Regions from separate parts of the Mus musculus genome. Here region 1 is linked to region 2. A link is a loop called in an ENCODE intact Hi-C map of the cell type or tissue named here. Cell type or tissue: left cerebral cortex. All regions are shown on one strand. Links, peaks and the distances in the headings refer to the core of each region. The heading gives the core; the rest is flanking DNA. Region 1 has its middle 7.4 kb from the start of Vgll4. Region 2 overlaps Tamm41 (TAM41 mitochondrial translocator assembly and maintenance homolog).

Region 1 (10,553 bases), core at 810-8,809, 80 kb before region 2:
CCGTAAGAGCAGAACGTGTTACAAACCACTCTGTTGTCCCTTCAGCTCCTATGCATCTTGTTGGTGATGGTGATTTTGTTTTTAAGACTGGGTCTCGCTTTATAGTCAAGGTTGGCTTAAACTCATGATTCACCTGCCTCTGCATTGCTGATATCAAGACTACAACCCCCACAGTCAGCTAATGGATGGATCACAGGGCTCCCAATGGAGGAGCTAGAGAAAGTACCCAAGGAGCTAAAGGGATCTGCAACCCTATAGGTGGATCAACATTATGAACTAACCAGTACCCCGGAGCTCTTGACTCTAGCTGCATATGTATCAAAAGATGGCCTAGTCGGCCATCACTGGAAAGAGAGGCCCATTGGACACACAAACTTTATATGCCCCAGAACAGGGGAACGCCAGGGCCAAAAAGGGGGAGTGGGTGGGTAGGGGAGTGGGGGTGGGTGGGTATGGGGGACTTTTGGTATAGCATTGGAAATGTAAATGAGCTAAATACCTAATAAAAAATGGAAAGAAAAAAAAAAAGACTACAACCGTGGGCCACCACATCCAACTGCAGTGTCTTTAAAGCTTAGTAACTAAAGGCAGTACAATTCTAAGCAATTAACAAGACCTTCAAAGGACCACGATGGAAGCACCTGACTTAAAACACAAAGTTGACAGGGAGCTATGAACGTTCAGAGCTGCAGAGGTGAATGTCTATATGGGATGTGTGTGTGTGTGTGTGTGTGTGTGTGTGTGTGTGTGTGTGTGTGTTCTTGCTAGTCACAGATTATGTCACATACTAGTATCAGATGACCAAAGTAAACTACATGTGGAAAAGACGAAAACCAAGGCCCAGCTGTAGTCAGTATAAGTCTCACCACAGCATACAATAGGTACTCTACAAATATTGGTTATGGCTCAGCCTCCTGGTGGAACAGAGATGGCGCCGTCACCACAGACACAAGCCCAGGCTAACCACTCAATCATTCTGCCTGCCAGAAAGCTGACTACTGAGTTAGTCTACATCAGCCAAACCCACGAGCAGCTTAAAAGCCGGGGGCCTGATAGCACTTTCAGATACTTATTAGAATCAAATGTTCCTACTTGAGCCTTTCGGAGAAGGGAACATTGTATCAAGTTTGGGAAGACTGGGAACACACAGCCCCCACTGAGCTATCAGGTCCCCGCCTCCAGTCCAGTCAACTGTTCTCTTTAAATTTCACAGTGGTTCCACTTTTAGACAATGGTTTCTGTCTAAAGGCGGTTCCCCATCACCATTCATGCAATTAAAATCAGTCTAAACTGATGCGTGAACAACAAAAGCAAAAAAAATCCAAAAAAGATTTTAGGAAATGAGCTGGTGTCCTTCATCAACTGAACAGCTGGATGTGTGAGAACTCAGGCTTACAGGCATCTCCGAATGTTCACATCCTCTACACATTCCTCAGCAGAGTACAAACAACCATCCAAGACACAGCATGGGCCAAGGCGCTTTCACCCTTGACCTATCTTAATACCCACAATGCCATTGTAAGACGGAAATCATGTGGTGCCCAGGATGGGACCAGGGCCTCAAGAATGTCAGCCACAGCCACAGTGCTACATAGAGTTTTAAGTTAAAACCTTGTGCCAGGCATGTGACACATACCTTTAATCCCAGCACTCAGGAGGCAGAGGCAGGCTGATCTCTGAGTTCGAGGCCAACCTGATCTATATAGTGAGTTCCAGGACAGCCAGGGCTACACAGAGAAACCTCTCAAAATACACACACATATACACACACACAGACACCACAACCAACACAACAAAAACAACCACAACAATACCCTTGCATTGATGATAAAGGAAAACCACTTAAGACTGACTTCTTTAGGATGCAAAGTTGAAGACCTGGTGGGAGCTCTCCTCTAGGAACCCTGACCAAGGAAGGACTAAGTGGTCCAGGCCATGTTCTTGAGGTCCATCCTGCACTTAGCTCTAAGGCAAGACTTAGGAGCTTTGTATAGCTCTCACCTGCCAGACTATGCATAAAGTCCAACGAACACACAATAGGTCTTCAACGTGTGAGTTGGAGTCTTTAAACAGGGGCACACCTGTTATCCAAATGTAGGAGAAAGAATCAAATTTCTTACTAGTGTGTGTCTCTCTGTCTAGTAGTGGGATGGAGAGTGGGGTGTCAGATGACAACTCTGCCGCCTTTCCTTCCACTTTCCCCTGGCCCCTGGAGGTTGAATTTAGATTGGCAGGACACCTTGACCTGAGCCATAGGGGAAGGGATAGAGTCAAATTTCAAGTGGTCCTAAGTTTGGGCCAGGTAAATGTAAATCGTCTGTCAAGTTCCTTCTATAGCACGCCCTTCCAAGGAAAGACCCTAGCGTATCAGGCTATTTCTGCGATGTGGGATTGCTTAAACTGACTCGTTTTAAAATGTACTCTGTCAAAAATGTTCCATAAAGTATATCATTGACCTATGTCTTAATTTTTGTTCCCTGCAAAACAGTACCAGTTCTAAGTACTTCTTTTAACTAACACGGGATCATTTTGTGCACCGTTGAAAGGGGTTTAATACAAATTTGTGAAATTTGGAAAAAACGACATAAAACCGCTCTTCAAACAGGATGTAAAATTTCAATACAACATCTCCCTCTAGGGGCCAATTTTAAATCACACTGGCAATTCAGAAAAGTGAAGTCGCCAGTGTAAACTGTCTCTCAAATACAACAGCCTCTTGCTTTTACCTAGACAAGTCATTGAAAATGACTCTTAAAAAATTTTAAAAGAGAAAATGCCTCTTACCAAATAGCTTCACCTTCATTAAATATCTCAAAAATTAAAACAAAAAATACTATTAAGAACAAATTCTATTGGTGACAGGTGACTAAAGAGAAGCAGGTTTCAAGATGAACTCAAGGCATAAACAAACTTAATGAGTACATGCTCAGAATAGTGGCTTTTTTTTTAAGCTTTGCTTTTATTTGACATGTATGGGCATTTTGCCTGCATGTAAGCCAGTGCACCATGTACATGCAGTACCCAAGGAGGCCAGAAGAGGGCTCCAATCCACCAGAACTGGAGTTACAAAGGTTGTAAGCCACCATGTGGGTGCTAGGAATCAAAGGCCAGACCTCCCGAAAAGAGGCCAGTACTCTTCACTGCTGAGCCATCACTCCAGTGTTTAAAATAACTAGAAAAAGCCAAGGACAGTGGTGTTAATGCCTGTAATCCTAGCACCTGTGACTCTGACCGAGGAGGACTGATATGAGGTCCAGTCCAGAGTGGTCTGTGCAGGAGAACACTGTTTCAACCACCACCGCAGCTGCCACCACCCCCGCCCCCGCTGCCCACCACCTTCATAACAAATCAGTGCTGCGGGAAGGAAATAAATTACCGCCCCCAGAAAGAGCGGTCTCTAGTGAACCCTGGTACATCTACAGTTCTCCACGCCCAACAATGTGCACGCCCAACAAAGTGACTTCCACACGAGGGAAGCACCCTGAGCGGCACCCCAGCCCAGTTCCAATTTTAATTCTCTCGATGGTATTGTCAAGAGTAAGGTCAGGTCTCTTTTCTTTTTAAGATTTATTTATTTTTATTTTGTGTATATGTGTTTGTGCCTGAGTGTATGCCTGTGCACAACATGCATGCATGCATTGCCTTCAGAGGCCAGAAGAGGGCACCAGATCCCCCGGGTCTGGAGTAATGGACAGTTGTGAACAGCATGTGAATGCTGAGAACCAAGCCAAGCTCCTCTGCAAGAGCAACAGAGCACTCTTAACCACTGAGCCATCTCTCTAGGCCCCATTCTTACCTTTCAACCCTGTCAGCTGTATTCAGTACTGTAGAAGAGAAATAAGTATTTCTGTTGAAAATATCGTTAAGCCAAATAATGCCCAATAGTATTCAAGTCTTCTCACAAAGCGAGCCCAGGTTTTCTGAGAGAGATGTGCCAGAGTCACCCTATAGCCACCCCTTCAGTGTTTTTACTGATGCTGTGTTTAAATGGACACTAACATGGCCACCAGAATTCCATCTACAAGACTGGTGTAGTTTGGGACCTGGGAGGCACCTCAGAGAATAAAGGTGCTTGCTGCCAAATCTGACAACCTGAGTTCAACCCCTGGGACCCCATGTGGTGGAAGGACAGACAGCACCAACTCTGGTGAGCCGTGGGTAAATATGATAGAAGTCAAAGTTTCTAGAGTTGGTTGTTGTAATCCACAACTGTCACCCCGGCACATAAGAGCCTGAGATAGAAAGAGCAGATGTTTTTAGGCTAGCCTGGGCTACACTGTAACCCTGTTTCTAAAACACAAAGGAAGGAGAGGTGGTTTTCCCACCCACTGGAACCAGTCAGGAGCCTTCTAAGCCAAGCATTGTCCAGTCCCCAATTCTATAGCCAGGCCCAGGGAACCCCAGACAGATGAAGTTTGGATTTACAAGTACACACCTAGACAGTTTTAAAATGCTTCTCCTAGAACAGTGGTTTTCAACCTTCCCAATGATGCAATCCTATTAACGGTTTCTCATGCTGTGGTGACCCAAGCATAAAATGACTTTTGTTGCTACTTCATAACTGTTATTTTGCTACTGTGACGACTATTAATGTAAATATTATCTGTGTTTCTGATGGTCTTGGGTGACCCCTGAACTACTGGCCTAGTGAGAAGCTCCTGGCTGCCGGCCCACCCTTACAGGTGTAGTGCTCTTGACTACCACTAGGGGGCACTGCGAGCCAACCTAAGACACCACATCCCCCTTACATGTAAGCCTTCAGTATTCCTTTACATAGAAGGGCCTGTCATCTTAGGTAGGCTTCCTAGCTCAGAGGCATCTAGAACTGATGCAAAACACATACACACACACTTACTTCGTCTGGGAATTGGGCTTAGCAGGCTCTCCTGTTGACCTGTCCCTCCCAGAAGCTGTTGGTCCCAGGCAGTTGGCGGAGAATTTCCAGTCTTTTCTGGCTGCACTAAGTGGGGTCACTGTCTCTTTACAGCTGTACCCCTCAAGTATTGGCCTCCTATTCACACCTCCTGTCTCTCTTTAGATCACTTTCCCCAGAACCTAACAACAACAACACTTGGCACTGTTAGGTAGCCCAGCTATTTTCTGAGAACAAACTGGAACGGAGACCTCTAAGTCTAATCTGGGTACTGAGGGAAGCAGGAGAGGCCACCAGGCCCCAGAGGCAGTGAGTGTTTCTGATGGAGTCCAGGACACTGAAAAGGAGCTACACCCTACGGCTCCTGACGCTTTAAACAGTTAGAAAGCAGAGATGGTCAAGTGAACATCGTGACTCTGTGGCTTATTTCTGGCATTAAAAAAAGAAAGTTTTTCCCTAGGTTCTTTACATAATATGTAAAGAAGGGGAGACTAATTGAGCAGACTTCCCAAGGCCTATAGCAGACAGATAAAGTACATAAGCCACACAAAGTTCAGAATGATTCAATGTCACTTGGGGTGGCAGTGGCCTGAAGTTTGAAGTGTATGGATGGTATCCAGCACAGCCAGGACACTGGAGAACAATGGGGTCCTCCCTGCTTACAGGCCAGAGCCTGCTTACAGCAGACTCTGTCAGCTCCTGGCTTTCTGTGTTTGCTGCAGTGAGAACATAGTCCTGTAGGGGTCAGTGAAAGTCCAGTGTCCAGAAATGTCCAGTTCTCAAGAAGTGGAGGATTTCACCCCAGATCTCACATGTGGGCTCCCAGCACAGGGGAGCAAGCTCTTACCATAGTGGCCTCATAGGTAGCCACAAGTCTAGAATCATCTCACAGCTAAGTGACACATGAGATAGCCTTGGAAACACAGTAGGTCTCCTGTGCCCCCATACTACCATCAGTGCTGGAGATGCTAGAGCATACTAGGCAAGCACTCCTCACTGAGCCACACTCCCTAACCTAGAGGTTCTGAGCAGATTTTGAAAACCATAACGGCTGTAGCCCTGGTAAGGAAAGCCGACTCTTCAGAAAGAGCAATCAGGGTGCATAGAAGACTGAGCCCAGAAGGACAAACAGGAGGAGGATGCAAAGGACACTGCAGGCGGCACCAGAGGCAGAAAGCAGGACACTCTGCCTGCTTTCTATCTAAGGGGACAGAGGCTTCCTGGTAAAGGAGCCCTAAACGTAGGAAAGATTGGGCTTACAGCCCGGCTCTGACACTTGATCAAGTAACTGCACAACTGCTGACTTCCGGGTATGTAAATGAGCATGGCAGAACCCCGCCCCCCAATCATGCAGGGCTACCTAGGGCCAGACCGGTGAATTCAGAGCTAGGGCTTCTTGCACAATGGTTTCCTCATGTTCCATAAAGGATGCCAAGTCTGTTAGGGTGATAGGCCTGCCCTGCCCCCAGCCCCAAAGAACTGCAAACAGAACCAGCCATAAAAAAGGGGGAGAAAAGAGCGGGAACAAAGGTCTTGCCACTGCCCGTTTAACGGCTTCCTTAACACCCAGGTGGCGTTAACCCTCAGGTTGATTGCTCAGAAAAATGTAAGATTACTGCTCCGAAAAGCTGCCAGCTATCCAGGACTCATATGGATCACCCATCTGTCACTTAAGTAGACAGTAGTAATGGAAGATACACCTCCCTTCATGACTTCCTTCTGGCACAGCCTCTCCTCCTCTCTCTACTCCTCTGAAAAGTCCCCTGTAGACTCGGGTACAGAACAGCAGGTTCCCTCCCATTGGCACCCTACCTGCACCTGTCTAAAACCCAAATTCTGGGAACTCCTCTTTCTCCTGAGCCTCTTGTCCCCACCAGCACCCAGGTGGGATCCCGACACACAACGCTGGTGCATAGAACAGCGGTGTCCGCCACCTTCTGCTGGGTTACATAGTTTTTCTTACCACAGGAGCACGTTAGCACTCTGCTCTCCTTACAAACCAAGAAAGACAGAGAGAAAAACAGACAGGCCAAGAGACAGTGCCAAGAGAGTATTGATCATAGCAGACACAGGATGCTGGCTTGCACTCCTGGTAGGTTAGCTCTGCAGCCATAGTTTGCCGTCAGCTGCAAGTTCTGTGTCCTTCTGAAGGGCACACCGAGTGACACATGGCTACCTGGGATGAAGGACTGGTTGCACACATATCTGGATGAGGCCAGTCCCGGGAACAGTGGCCATAAGGGACTTCACTAACCCAAGTTTCAGGGAAGATCCTGTTAGTTGTGAATGTCTCTACCGTCCACTCTGTCTGAAATGGTTTCTCTAGGATCCCAGCTACAGTGTCCCTGTATAAGCATTCCCATTGTACCCAATGCCCAAGAAAACGATAACCCCAATGCTTCCAATTCACATTACACCCAGATAAAAGCTCCCCCCACCCCCTCTTCTGTAAAGCACGTGGTAAGGAAGGGGGGAGAGAAAGCTCTGCCTGTGTGGGCAAGCTCAGGGCATCCCCTCCCCAAAGCGGTAACCAAGCCGCCAAATTTAGACACAGCTGCCACCGAAGCCCTAGGTTACAGTTTCTAGCTTGGCTCTGGAAACACCAAGAAGGGGGTTACCCTCCCCCACCCCCGTGTCCTCCCAGGGAAGGCTGACACATACAGCAACCATTTCCCTCCAATCGCTGAGCCAGGAGCACCCTTCCACACCCTCGGCAGATCACGGCTGCGTGCCTGCTTTCAGTAGCATGACTAATTAAGACGAAAATAAAAACAAAAACGGGTGCCAGTTCAATATGCCAGGAAGGCCGCGGAGAACGAGAAGGCGGGAATTCGGTCTGGATCTTTCACTTTATTGGCCTGGCGTGTGGCCAAGGACTCTTCATCAAAGAGAAAACTCGAGTCCCTCCGTTTCCCCCTTATGAATGCACATTTAATGTTCAACAAGAAAGTGAGCTTGGGTGAGCAAGGTGGTCAAAGTACCCTCATGAAATGTGCAACAGCCTGCTGTGTACATGAACGTAGCTTAAAAGTTCAAAGTCGGGCAAACACCTAGTCTATTAGGTGTTCTATCAGACAGGAGGAGGTAGCTGAGTCCAGCAGCAAGATCACAGCACGCGGACACCTGACCCTGCCTGCATGCCTTGGTCACAAACTCACCCTAAACAGGATCAAGCTACACACGAGACTCTGGACCGTACTAAGCCTAGGGCACAGACAATTTTCATGTTTTCAAGGGCTGTGTGCCGACTTTGGTGTCCCGAAGCACGGCAGGGAAGACATGACAGGGTTAGGGCCTGTGGACAGAGAGAAGCTGCCTCCACTCTGGCTCTGCAGAGCGAGAGAAGAAAATTCCCACCTCACTGGCCTGGAAGCTTTTAGGGTCTGGACAGAAAGAATGCAAAGCCTGTGTTACAAGAACTACAAACACACACTAAAGGGCCAGGGAGGGAGAAGGCCTACTTTGTGCAGGGACTTGGGTGTGGATTTCATAAATAAAATGGCACTTGTCCAAGACCTTAACAGACTTGCAGAGCGGGTTAAGGAGCACGTCTTTGGAGATGGAGCGCCTCATCAATGAAGCACGTATGCTAACTCACAGTCCTCTCCCAGGAAGCTGGGTGAGTGGGTTAGCAAGCATTACTGAGAACCCAGGGCTGGTGGCAGACACACAGACAGCCTGGACTACAGAGACCTCATCTCAATAAAAGCCACAGAGGGGGGCTGAAGAGAAGGCTTGTGGTTAAGAGCATACATGTCCTGAGTTCAATTCCCAGCAACCACATCATGGCTCACAACCATCTGTGACAGGATTTGATTTCCTCTTCTGGTATGCATGAAGACAGAACACGTGTGTGTGTGTGTGTGTGTGTGTGTGTGTGTGTGTGTGTGTGTGTGTGTGTGTGTGGTTACTGAAAGCACAAAGGTAGCCCCAAAGGTCCAGTGCTGGAGGTGAGAATGAATGGACCCTATGAGGATATGGGCTCAGGTATGTAACATCCTCCCTCCAGCTCTAGAAAATGAAGATAATACCTGACTAGGCCATTCTCCCTTGATGCCACCAGTGTTTCACAGCATCTAAAACAACCTGCTGTAACCCTGAAGGTTTTAACTCCCAGGTAGCAAGCTGGGGTCCCGGCCAGGCTGTTTGCCCCAAAGTACTGCCCGCCCAGTGTTGATGGCAGCAGACCCCACAATGCCAGGCACCCTGCTCTCTACTCCTGCCTGTCACTCTCAGGCCACTTCCCTCAGTGCCTCAGTATGCTCTCCTGCAACTGTTCACACTAGTTTCAAATTCTGAGTTAACCATGCAGGTGTCTGCATGTCTCCATCTCAGAGGGTCCTTCTGTGCAACTGCTATTTTTAGCTAGTTATTTAGTTAGTTAGTTATGTATTTATTAAAGAGGAAGCGTAGGGCTGAAGAGATGACTCAGTTAAGAGCAATTGTTGCGCTTGGGGAAGACCTGGGTTTGGTTCTCAGAACCCACATGGCAGCTCACAACTGTGTGTAACTCCAGTTCTAGGGGATGTGACACTCTCTTCTAACCTCCTCAGACACCAGACACACGTGTGGTGCACACACATACACGGAGGCAAAATACTCATAGACATTAAAATTTTTTTGCCAGGTAGTGGTGGCGCACACCTTTGATCCCAGCACTTGGGAGGCAGAGGCAGGCAGATTTCTGGGTTCGAGGCCAGCCTGGTCTACAGAGTGAGTTCCAGGACAGCCAGGGCTACACAGAGAAACCCTGTCTCGAAAAAACAAAAACAAAAATACAAAAACAAAACAAAACAAAAAAATTTTCTTAAATCTTAAAAAAAAATCTTTACAAGGGGGGAGAACTTGACCAACATGATTATGTGCATGTTTGAAATATAACGAAACCTAGCCTGTACAATTAATACGTTCGTAAAAAACTGAATGGGGCTGGGTTGAAACCGCAACTGAGTGAATGTTTCTGGCTTCTTTTTGTGAAACTACACTTGTCCTCGATCCTCTCTATAATTTTTATTTTTGTTTTGTAGGTTTGTATACGGGGAGGGTGGCATAGTATCAAGTCCCCAGAGCTGGAGTTATATTCAATTGTAAGCCACTCAACATGGCACTGGGCACTGAACTCCCACCTGCCCATCTTTTAAAACTGGTGCATAAATCAGACATGGCATCTTAGAAGAAATGTCCCAGTACCATGGGATGCCTGCTGGCTCTGACCTGGTATGTCCAAGCTATCCTTTCTCCCAGTGAGACTATGCCTCTCTGAGTCTCACCTTTGCGGCCCTCGCTCCTTGCTGCAGTAGTAACTGAGACCAAGGAGAGGAAGGCAGGAACAAAGCCAAGACCTCATGCAGCACCGCGTGCCAGGTGAGCTGCAAACTCCACTGGAGAAAAATGTGATTCCAACAGGCAGGGCTTGTCTCGGCAGGGGAATCAGAGCCACTGGCGGAGGCGGTGGCGGACATTCTAAAGGCCGTAGGAGTCTGCCAAGTACAACCAGGGTACAGTCATGCTTGGAAGGAGACGCCTCAAAAATCTGGTATCTCAGCAACACAAACATCCTAACACCTTCCTCAAGTGACGTGAACATCTCAGTTCAGTGACACATAACCACACAGCACAGTTTTCCTATCAGAAGCAGCTTCTGGGGCTAACGGGGTTGGCCAGTGGCTGAAATCTTCAC
Region 2 (10,553 bases), core at 1,562-9,561:
CTCAGGAGACCTGAGTCCACATCTGAGAAATGAACCTGACATCCCAAGCTCTACCGAGTAGCTGCTTTGCACAGAACTGACCATGGAACAGAAAGGCTTTATTGGCTATGGGGCAGAAGATGCAACAGAGCTCAACTGGAGGATGCTGACTAGCCTGGGGGTAGGTTCTCTGTGTGTCTTATAAACAGTGGGGGTCATATTAGATATGGGGGGGGGGAATCTCTGATGACATGATACAAGAAGATGATGGCAGTGACTGGAGCCAGCCTTAGAGGAGCCAACACAACAAAGGGCAGAGAGGAAAGCAGGGTGGATCAGTGTGTCCTGTACTGCTGGGTTCTCGGTACGTACACACGTCTCAGTACTGGCTGGGCAGAAGCTGCAAGGGGTCGTCTAGGGCTCTGCACCCAAAAGTCAGTCTGCTACACAACTTCATACAAAACAGGCCAAAACCAAACCAAACCAAAAAAAAAAAAAAAACAAACTGAAAAGACAAAAACCAAAACCAAAATCCCACCAAGTGAATGGGGACTGGGGCACTAGAAGAGAGCCCAGCTTATGTACCCTGTAGACTTTACAGGCTACAAGTTCAAACGCACAGTAGCAGCACCTGTCATGTCCAACTCAGTGTGTCCTCAAAGTCAGAACCTTTTGTTCAGCATGGATCACAAAATGCACTCACAGCTCTGTACCTAGAAGCCTTTTCTTGGGGTCCAAAGTCCTCTCATGTGCTTGGGTAGCACCTGAGTTAGTGTCTGACAGTGAATTAAAAAAAAAAAAAAATCAACCATAGCCAAGCATCGTGGCACACACCTTTTAATCCCAGATTCAGGAGGCAGAGGCAGGAGGATCTCTGTGAATTTGAGGCCAGCCAGGCTGTAAAGTGAGACTCTGTCTAATAAAGACCCAGAAACAAACCAAACCTTACCAAGCATGACTCAAACCTTGGTCTCCTCGATTTCAAGCAGCCAGTCAGAGTGACAAGCAACTCTTAAAAAAGCATGGAGCCATTTATTCATAATCTACACGTAACACAACATCAGTCAAGTCAGGACGCTTTTCTCATCCACCCTTTCCACATTTTGTTCAGTTTCCGTGAACTATAAATCACAGACTTCTTCATACCTGCAAGAAAAAAGAAGCGTGGATGAGGAGTGAGTCCTGTTCGGTGGACACGCAGCTACCGTCCCAGAGGCTTGTCTTTGGGTTCGGGCTACAGTGGGCTGACTGGGGCGTTTTGAGAGGACCTGGGAGCCGAAGGCCATTAGAGGCCGCAGAGACTCTGAGCTGGGCCCCTGCTGTGCAGCACCATTCTGTGTCTGACCAGGATTCCTGGGGTTGAAAGGGGTTCTGGCAGCCACTGGGCTTCCCAGGTCTTTTAGAAGGGAGGAGCCTTCTGGTGCTCCCTCTCGACAGCAGGAGCATCCCAGTCACTGCTGCTCTGTGTCCCACGCACGCCACCTGTCTGCCTAGAGCAGATGCAGTTCCAACGACACATGCCAGGCTGCTCTCTTGCCTGGTGCTCGCCTCTTGAATAGCATTTACCCCTCTGTTCTGCACTTGTAGCTGATTCTCCTGTCTCTGCCTAGACTGACAGCTCCCCAGGACAGGGCCCTTGTTCTATTCACCCAGCGTTCCTTTCACCTCATGCAGTACCTGGTACCCAGCAGCACACAGGAGATGCTTAGCTGAGTCTTCTGAAGTGGCAGAGTGAAGATTGGTTCTTATAGGCCTCTGACTTTATCCCAACTACAAAATCCCAGAGAAGAGGCTCTCTGAGGCTTATGGGAAACGCGTACCAAGGGATAAACTGGGTGCTAGTATTCTCAGCTGGTGCTTTAGGGTGTGGCCTGAGGAGCTGAAGCCTTCTTCTCTTTGTGCTCTGGGTTGGAAGTGTATGCTCCTGGCTGTGGCTTGGTGACCATGTTGACAAGATGGGAGGATTAACTGGGTAGTGATCTTTTAAACTACCTGGCCCTGTTAACTGGAAGCTGCCTCACCTGCTTGGAATCTGTGGCTACTGCAGGCAGTGACAGGGAGAAAGGCAGGGTTCCCAAAACCATTAGCAGATGTGTCTGGATTCGTGTTCTCAGCTTGACATGATCTCGTTGAGAAACTCCAAGTTTTCACTGCCTCCACCCCTCTTAATTTTCTCCCTGAAGCAATGACTCTGGTCAGACTCACCCACCTGAGCACTAAGGCTGGAAGATCATTACATAAGGTGCTGTTTCGAATTTCAGCAGAACCAACCAGAAGGCCGAGCAGAAGCCAGGCAGTCACACATGCAGGACTCAGCACAGCAAGCCCAGGCTGCTGAGTCACGGCTGGAGACCGACCAACTCCTCTTGCCATAGCTTAGTGACAAGCTCCTCTGAGATTGTCAGGTAAATACTGACCATGGCTGAGTGGCCCTGGGTGCCATCTTCAGCTGCTTAGAGCACTAGATGCCTCCCTTGACCGAACACAATTCCTCCTTCAGCGGTCAGAAAGCCTGCAGTAGGGGACTGTGCCACAAAGAACACTAGGAAATGACTGCTTATGTGCACTTCCATGCAGAGGGGCCCTGAGGTTAGATTTCCATGGGCTCCGTCCATAGCCACACCACTCTGAACGTGCTCGATCCCACCAGGTTTTCTCAAGAGCTGAGGTTTGCTCAAGGTAAGAACAATTAATTTCACCAAAGGCTTAAAATATTTCAGCCAACAATTTCATAAAATTGAAACAGTGTTCTTCAAAGGACAGCAAAGTCTGTGAAGCACCGGGGGCAGGTGGGAAAGCCCCCTGTGGAGGCTCTGTGGAGGAGCCAGAGTGGCACGCCAGGGCAGGAGCTGTTCACATTACCACATCAAACAGGAGTGGGGTCCAGGAACAGCCTGAGCTCTGAGGATGGAAGGGGGAAGGCAAGAGAAAGGAGGAAGAGAAACCGTCTAAAGCAATTCAGGAAGAAAAAGCATCAAGAAGAAGGGGCCATCAGTGGGCCAACTTCTCCAGCACACACTCTAAGGTGGGGCCTGACACAATTCTATATCCACACCTATGAAGACAAAGTCAGTGAGCCTCTGAACACTTGCAGTGAGCCTCCAACTGACCTGTGTACAGGGAAAGGCTCATCCGAGGCAGAGCTACAGCTTAATTTGACAGGTTAGACATGGCTGGGTGTGGCAGTGGACACCTACAACCCTAGAACCCAGAGAGCAAAGCCAGACAACTGAGGTCACAGCAGCCTCAGCTACAGATACCCAATCAGAATAGAGGAGGGAAGCAGGAAAGGGGGGAGGGAGGGAGGGAGGGAGGGAGGGAGGGAGGGAGGGAAGGAGAAAGAGAGAGAGAGAGAGAGAGAGAGAGAGAGAGAAAGAGAAGGAGGAGGAGGAGGGAGGGTGTTCAACCTTAAGTGATAAACACATCATCAGAAAGATGATGTAAGATGAAAATAACGATTGGCTCCACTGTGTTTCAGGAATGGGATGAGGAGCAGCGAGGCATGCTGGGATATCTCTTAGGGATAAGACTAAACGTGTCCTGTTAATTCAGCGGAGTCTTTTGAAGTTGGGAGATTTAACTCTGATTGACCATAAAGACAGGAGGGAGAATTAGACTAATCGGCTTCCCGCACCTCAGAGGGTGGCACCCCAGTCTCTGGGGTTTGCATCTGCCTCCTGCCTCCTTCTTCTCCTGTGCCCCATGCACTCTCTTCCCTTGCTGCCCTGGCCTGGGCTTGCGCAAGGCTCCTTCAGATGGCTAGCTGGCTCTATCCCTATCTGCTGGTCTCTCTGGTAACAGTCCCCTCCCTCTTCCTGCATCCTCAGTAGCCTCCCTCTGGCCTCAGGGAGGCTCAGCAGTCTTTGAATGCTGAATGCAGCTTTGGGGCCGACCTTTGTGCGGCTCTGGCCTATCTCTCAGGCTGATCACTGACTCCAATTTCCTACCTACCTGTCCTCACACCCGCTCACTCAAACTGCTGCAGCAGGCTCGAGCCAGGCACAGAGACTCTGTAAAGGGCTGCTGCTTAGACAAAGACAGTTGGCTCTGCTGGTCTTTTGTTGGCAGAGACTGGCTACCCTCAGTGGCAAACTACTTTCTTCAGGGGCTCCGTGCTGACGCTAGTTCCTGATGAACTAGGAAACTTGAGGAGAATCTTGCTGCTCTGCTAGCAACAGGGTATGCGAGATGGAGACCAGCTCCTAACGAAGAAACTTCCAGAGAAAAGGAACAGAGTATTTCTAAGACTTCAAGCTAGACCATGAGCGTATCTGACAAACTGCAAGGGAAAGCTATTAAGACAGAGGGCCATGCTGCTCACAAACACAGCGCACCGAACATGTTTCCCAAGAAAATCTGCAGGGCGGGTTACAGATCTCACAGGCTACCACATACACAGAGAGGCCAGGCACAAGGCCAGAAGACCCACAGAACTGCAGCAGGGTCATCGTTGCCTACTGTTGCCGCTGCCTGTGCCCTTTCTCCCCCTGTACAATGTGGGGCCCTGAGAAGTGAAGCAAGTCACTGCTCAGGGGATGCAGGGCAGTCCTGGCCCGGAGGGAACCTGGGTGGCAGGTTCTGCTAACACTGCCCTCTGCTGGCGAATGGCAGAACTCAGTGGGGAGATGCCCAGGGCCTATCTCAGGGTGGAGGTTATCAGGAGGTGGTGCAGGGATTCACAATGATTTTTGTTTGTTTGTTTTCACTCCTGGCTAATAATTGTCACTATTCAAATAGGAAAAGCAATTTTAGGTCTACTTTGGTGCGGCTCATGACTGTATTGTTATTCATTTTTTACACACAGAGGCTGTTCTTCTTTGGTAAGACATTACCATAACTAAAGATAACTTTTATTAAAATCAGGCACATCATGGAATGGAGTCCTTCAGTTTCTCGGTTGTTTGGACCCAAAGGGTCCCAAGGTTTTAAGTGACAAACAGTTTAGTTAAGCCCACAGTGTATGGAGCAGTAAAGCTTTTCATTGAGCAAAACGGGCCAATGAAGAAAAACAGTTTGGATTTTCTAAAATCTCCCACCCACCCCAAGTCACAAAAATGCTAAAACATACTCATGCACAAACTGTACTAACAGACAGATCCCAGCACTCAGAGGCTAAGGTAGGAGGACCGCCCTGTACTGCATAGCAGGATAGTGTCGCAAACAACCAATGAGGGCTGGTGGTGGCTCAGTCAGAGCACTTGCCTTCCAAGTGAGGAGCCATGGATCTGATCAGTGCTAAAACCAGGTGTGGTGGTCCATGCCTGTCATCCCAGCACATGGAAGGTGGGGGCCAGAGGGCTGAGAGTTCCAGACCATTCTTATCTACGTAGCAAGTTTGCGGCTGGGCCAGGGATATATGATGCCAACTTACATAAAAATATAAAAATGCTGTTAGGACAACAGCATACTGATACAGCCCTACTTTACTGAGTCTCACCATGTCAGCTCAGAAACACCCAGAATCCACTATCTTCTGTTGTCTATTGTAAAGCAAATCCCAGGGATCATATTATTTCATCCATAAATATTTTAGCATGTCCCTCTGAAAGAACAAGATTAAAAACGCCAAACAACACCATTATTGCAACTGAAAGCATCAAACATCCCTTGTAGCCCAGAAACCCATCTCAACCAGCCACAGGCACAGCACAAGTCACCAGCCTGATTCGCTCTAGCAAACCATGTCACCCATGTCAGCTTCGCCCGAGTCCACCAGCAGGAGCTCAGAACACATGACTACCTTAGTCAGAGACACCAAGTTACGTGCAGAGTTGTGGGAGACCTTTTCTGCAGCTGACGTAAGTGTTTAGTGCTGCTGAAACCTGGCCAGAGCCTTCCAGACTCGGGGGCATCACTGCATCCAGGGAACAGATGCTCCGAGGGACATGCACTGGGCTGTGAGCCTCGAGTGTGGCCACACCAGCTCCAGGGCAGTCTCACACCCAAGGAACAGGCGTAGGGTGAGAAGTCACTCTGTTTGGGAGCTACCCCTGCGCCATCTCCTGACCATGTACGTGTCAGTCTTCCTTACCAGCTCAGGCGGCGGGATGGCCAACGCCTGAGCAACCAGCACAGGGCAGCCAGATGCTCAATGCTAGGAGCAAAGAGCTACAGCAAGCATTTTATGTGATGACACCAAGAGCTGCAGAGAGTGAGGAGAGAGAAGGCTTCCCACACCTTACTCATCAACACAGCTACTTTGGTGGGTAATCTGGCAATATCTAAGGCTATACTTGATGAATTTGCTGGACATAAAGAACAGAGGAACGGAGGCTGGGAAAGTAACTAGGGTGAGAAAGCGCCTGCATAGCCTGTGTGACACCCAGTACCCCAGACTCACAGAGGCTGCCAAACCTCCCAGAGAGCAGAGGTCACATGGGAGACACAAGGACAGCAACCCCTGGCCTAGGAGCACCCACATCTGGATAAAGGACTTCACAGTGGGAAAAGAAGGGATACTCTGAGTTCCCCTGAAAGAGATCAAAGGGCCCAGCACAGCATGCCAATGATGGGACTCCAGAGCCCCAGGGAGAAGGAAGAGTCAAGGAGCTCCCGAACACACACATGGACTAAGGATCAGAATAGCTTTGAACTTCAACAGTAGTCCTGAAAGTGAGAATAATTGAAGTAATTATTTCAAGAATCTGTCTTCTCTCCCCTCCCCCTTCTTTCTCCTCCCTCCCCTCCACCTCTCTCAGACAGCGCTCTGCTATGAAGACAAGGATGACTTTGAATCTGTAAGCTGTGCACCAAGAGAGTGCAGGGCATAGCCACGGACCCGCAGGGCAGGGGAGGAAACACACATCATCTGCCTCGACTCAGGGTTCAACTTTCAATAACGACTCGGCCCAAGCTGCACGTAGGAAAGGAGAACTCAGGCAGGAGGGAGGCCATGGGCGGGCGGGCCTGGCACCCAGTGGCCGAGGGGCGAGCATAACTGTGGCTCAAACATGGCCTTCGATTGCCCACGGGGAGCTGGCAACTAAAGTGAGGAACAGAAGAACGGTAACCTAACCCCACGATTCAGGAGACAGCAGGGGAAACAGAAACATCTCACCAAGAGAAGGCAGCAGGTGTCCGTGAACGGAGCAGGGCACTCCCCTGTTTTTGCAGTGCTTTGCGAGGGGTGACTTCAATACAGAAACATGAGAGCAAAACCCCACACAGGAAGGAGTTATTTAGGAACTGAGAGGAGAGCCCAAGCCTCCTGCCAGCACCTCGGGTGGTGACCCAGGAGTTCAGGTCACACTGCAGTCATGACTATCTAAGAGAACTACAATGACGGGGTGTATGGGTTAGAACTGCACCAGTACAAGGGAGATGCAAATGCAAAGCTCTGTATTTCAACCGGCAGCACTGAGGCCATTCTGTCCAGCATTATGTCTTCCCTACTGTCCTTTGCTACCCCAGGTGCCTGTTCCCAAAGGTCTTACCAGCAGTAAAAAGGCCTTTAGTGCTCTGCCTGATGCTGGAAGGTCTGACGATTGATGAGATCGCTGCAAAACACAAAAGCAAAAAGGATAACAGAAGCTGGACACAGGCTGGTCATCTTAGAGGTCTTAAAACTCCGATACTAAATATCATTTCCAGCTAGTCATTTCCAGAACCAGCGGGGGATTGCCGGCCCTGTTGGGAGGCCAGCTGTGCACAGGCCCAGCTGTGTGAGCACCCGCAGAGGCCGAGGCTGCTGTACAACTTGGCCACCTTTAAACAAGGGGGGTGGGAGGTGACCCTCGAAGGTCATCTTAGGAATTTAAAGCTGCCCATGCCTTCTAGTTCACAGTTCTAAGATGCAGAAAATGTGAAGAGATCTTTGTTTTTTATCTCGAGGTGCCCATAGTAAAAGGAAATGAGAATTTTTATTCTAAGATACAGGGCCCAAGTCTCCCATCATCTCAGGGTGGCAGCAACCCGCCAAAGGCCTGGCCTGGCCTAGGGGAGCTGGTGCCTGGGATTCTCAAGAAACTTGGTGCAGGTTCCGGAGAGGGAGGGTGGAGCCACCGCCAAATTCCTTACTGCAAACTGCATTTCTAATCAACAAATATTTTACTGAGAGACAAAGGGAGAATGAATTTGTTTGAGAGACAGGGTCATTTCAGTTTCCTAATTATGCCTTCCCTACTGTCCTTTGCTACTTAAGAGAGAAGTGGGTCTCTCAAGTTTTAAGGTTGTGATCTTTCAGTTGTTTTTAGAGACAGAGCCTCGCCTTGCTAATTAACCTTGGTTGGCCCTGAACTCACTATGTAGCCCAGGCTGGTTTTGAACCTGAGGCGAACCTTCTGCCCTAGCCTCCTGAGTGCTGAGATTACAAGTCTGCAGCTCCACTTGGGTTTGGATCTTTTGATAAACATTAAGGAGGCCCTGGAGTGAGTGCAGAGAAACTCAGTCTGAGGGCCCTCAGAGAGGGTAGCTGGCTGGGCACAGCCTGGGACCAGTCAGAGAGAAGCTGAAGATGTCAGCGAAGCCAAGAAAGTACTCTCAGTCTCTTTCCTTCTCAGACCTCCACAAAGGACAGACACATCTTTCAAATAACATCTAGAAGTTGTGTTCCTGAAACCAGAGGCAGCTGTGCTGCAGCCAGTGGGTAGTTTTCCCACTGCTTGCTTCAAGCAAGTGAACACTGAGATTTGGAAAACCCCGAATTGTTCATGCTTTTCTTCTCCGCAGACGCAATCTCTCTCTTGATCTCATTAGGCAAGAAGGAAGAAACAATGCGTCTGAATGACACAAAGGCTGCTTTCACCCTCAGCCAGCCCTTGCTCAACCCCAGACTCGTGGACACACCTAGTCGCACCACATCTCCACAGTCGGGGTCCTGAGCCACCTGCAGCAGAGTCTCTTCCACGTCTCTGTTTCTCCCAGGAGGGTCCATGATGTGATTGATTTGCTGCTGTAGGGTTCTGGGCAGTGTCATTAGCTGAGTGAACTGTCCTTCTGGGCTTTTATCTATCTGGGAAAAAGAGAGAGAGAGATGACGTCTTTGCAAGGGCTCTGAAGTCTAGACACAGCTAGTCGGACACATGGCTTCTATTTAGAAACCACACAAACAAGAGTCTCATGCAGGACTCCTATGCTCACATTTGTAATTAAATAAGGCTTTCCTTCCTCTGATGTAAGCACCACACCTGCCCCAGGTGGCATGGGAAACTGAGTATTTACATGGTCAGAATTATACGTTCCTTCAAAAAGGACAGCCCTGATTCTAGAATATTCTACTTCTACATGAGAAAAGAAGTCTCTAAAACATTTTTAAAACGTTATTTTATTTTATGCATTGGTGTTTTGAATGAATGCATGTATGTGCACCATGTGTGTGCCTAGAGCCCAGAATTAGGTGTCAGATCCCCTGGAATTAGTTACAGACAGTTTCGAGCCACCATGTGGGTGCTGGGAAAGGGATCCAGGGCTTCTGCAAGAGCAGCTCTTAACCAGTGGGCCACCTCTCCAGCACCTCTTTGGTGGGTCAGTTTCTGACTTGCAACGTTTGCAGTGTCCTACTTGTCATAAGCCTGCAGCCAACGTGCCCAGATCCAACCCAAAACTCAGGCTCCCACCCACTCTGAATGCTGTGTGATGGTGCACGAGACAACTCGATCTGAATTTGTCCCCCGCTCTGGGGGCCTCTTCTATGCAATGCTGCGCTTCACAAATGGCTCTAGGGACCCACCGATGACAAAGGCCAGTCTTACACAGAAGGTGAGTGAATTAGTAACTGAATTAGTAATTAGTTATCGACATAACTTAGTTGTCATTAGTTGTTACATATGACTGAGCTGCTCAGAAAGTTCCATTTCTTAAGCTGCTCAAGGACAAAGACATAAATAAAACTATGTATTGCCTAGAGACCACTCATTCAAAAGTTAACCCTACTGCCAAGACCAGACTAGTTCCCCAATGCAGTGCAGTTTGCTTCATAGAATTAAAAATATAAAAACATGGAAGCTATGTGGGAGTGCAGCTGCCTGGAACAATGGCCCCCTCGGAAGCTTGCTCACAGTATTTTTCCACCAGAGTTTGGGTTTTAGCATCATAGCAAAGAACAGCTTCAGGGCACGCAAGATGGTTCAGCAGCCTGGCCACCAGAGCTCTGCACCCAGGACCCATGTCAGGTGGGAGAGAACCAAACTCCACAAAGTCACGTGTGACCACACACACGTCATCGAAGCTCAGGGCCATCCTGGTCTACACAGTAAGTTCCGGGCCAGCCAGGGCTACATATCCTCTTACTTGCTGTCCAGTGCCCTCTGAGAGATGCTCTCAGGCATGGACAGCTAGCCACCTGAATCTACTAATCAGGAGATGCAGGCCCAACTCTGGCCCTGAGCCGGGAGAACTCTGAACTCTAGCTTCAGGGCAGCTTCACAGAGCCAGGTGGGGCCCGGGCAGATATGCCTGACCTGATGACTGGCACTAGGAGTGTTCCAGTGAGCAAACTCCAGAGGCACGTGAGAGCTGCCACTATAGAAGGGTAAGCAGCGGCTCTGAGCTCCCTCCCACTGGCCAAAGCAGTAGGAAAAAGTAAAACCACATCCTAGGAGGGAGAAATTAGTGCTCTTTCTGTACTGAGAAGACAC

The links. Hi-C counts contacts between places; a loop is a spot of excess contacts. Peaks named below come from ENCODE experiments on the same cell type or tissue, not always from the same donor. Only the 100,000 strongest peaks of a DNase experiment are listed, where the experiment ranks them.
Region 1: a loop joins it to region 2, with 7 times the contacts of the local background. A loop is called at or near these places in 34 of 42 quality-filtered maps.

What each region holds. Positions count from the first base shown.
Region 1 is chr6:114,923,933-114,934,485 of GRCm38, forward strand. It overlaps a transcript of Vgll4 not described here. Among named protein-coding and RNA genes, the nearest start is that of Vgll4, 7.4 kb to the left of the region's middle. In left cerebral cortex, for the core only: CTCF peaks have their summits at 2,662, 3,652 (motif pointing right), 4,696 (motif pointing right), 5,599 (motif pointing right) and 1 weaker place; DNase peaks (open chromatin) are centred at 2,644, 3,033, 4,706, 5,627 and 1 more place; H3K4me3 peaks cover 431 bases; H3K27ac peaks cover 1,729 bases.
Region 2 is chr6:115,003,395-115,013,947 of GRCm38, forward strand. It overlaps Tamm41 (TAM41 mitochondrial translocator assembly and maintenance homolog), which reads right to left. Exons shown (of 8, transcript NM_026894.1): 6 at 8,764-8,929; 7 at 7,413-7,475; 8 at 987-1,125. The coding sequence ends at 1,049. Among named protein-coding and RNA genes, the nearest start is that of Tamm41, 29 kb to the right of the region's middle. In left cerebral cortex, for the core only: a CTCF peak has its summit at 4,586 (motif pointing left); DNase peaks (open chromatin) are centred at 2,281 and 4,572; H3K27ac peaks cover 1,559 bases.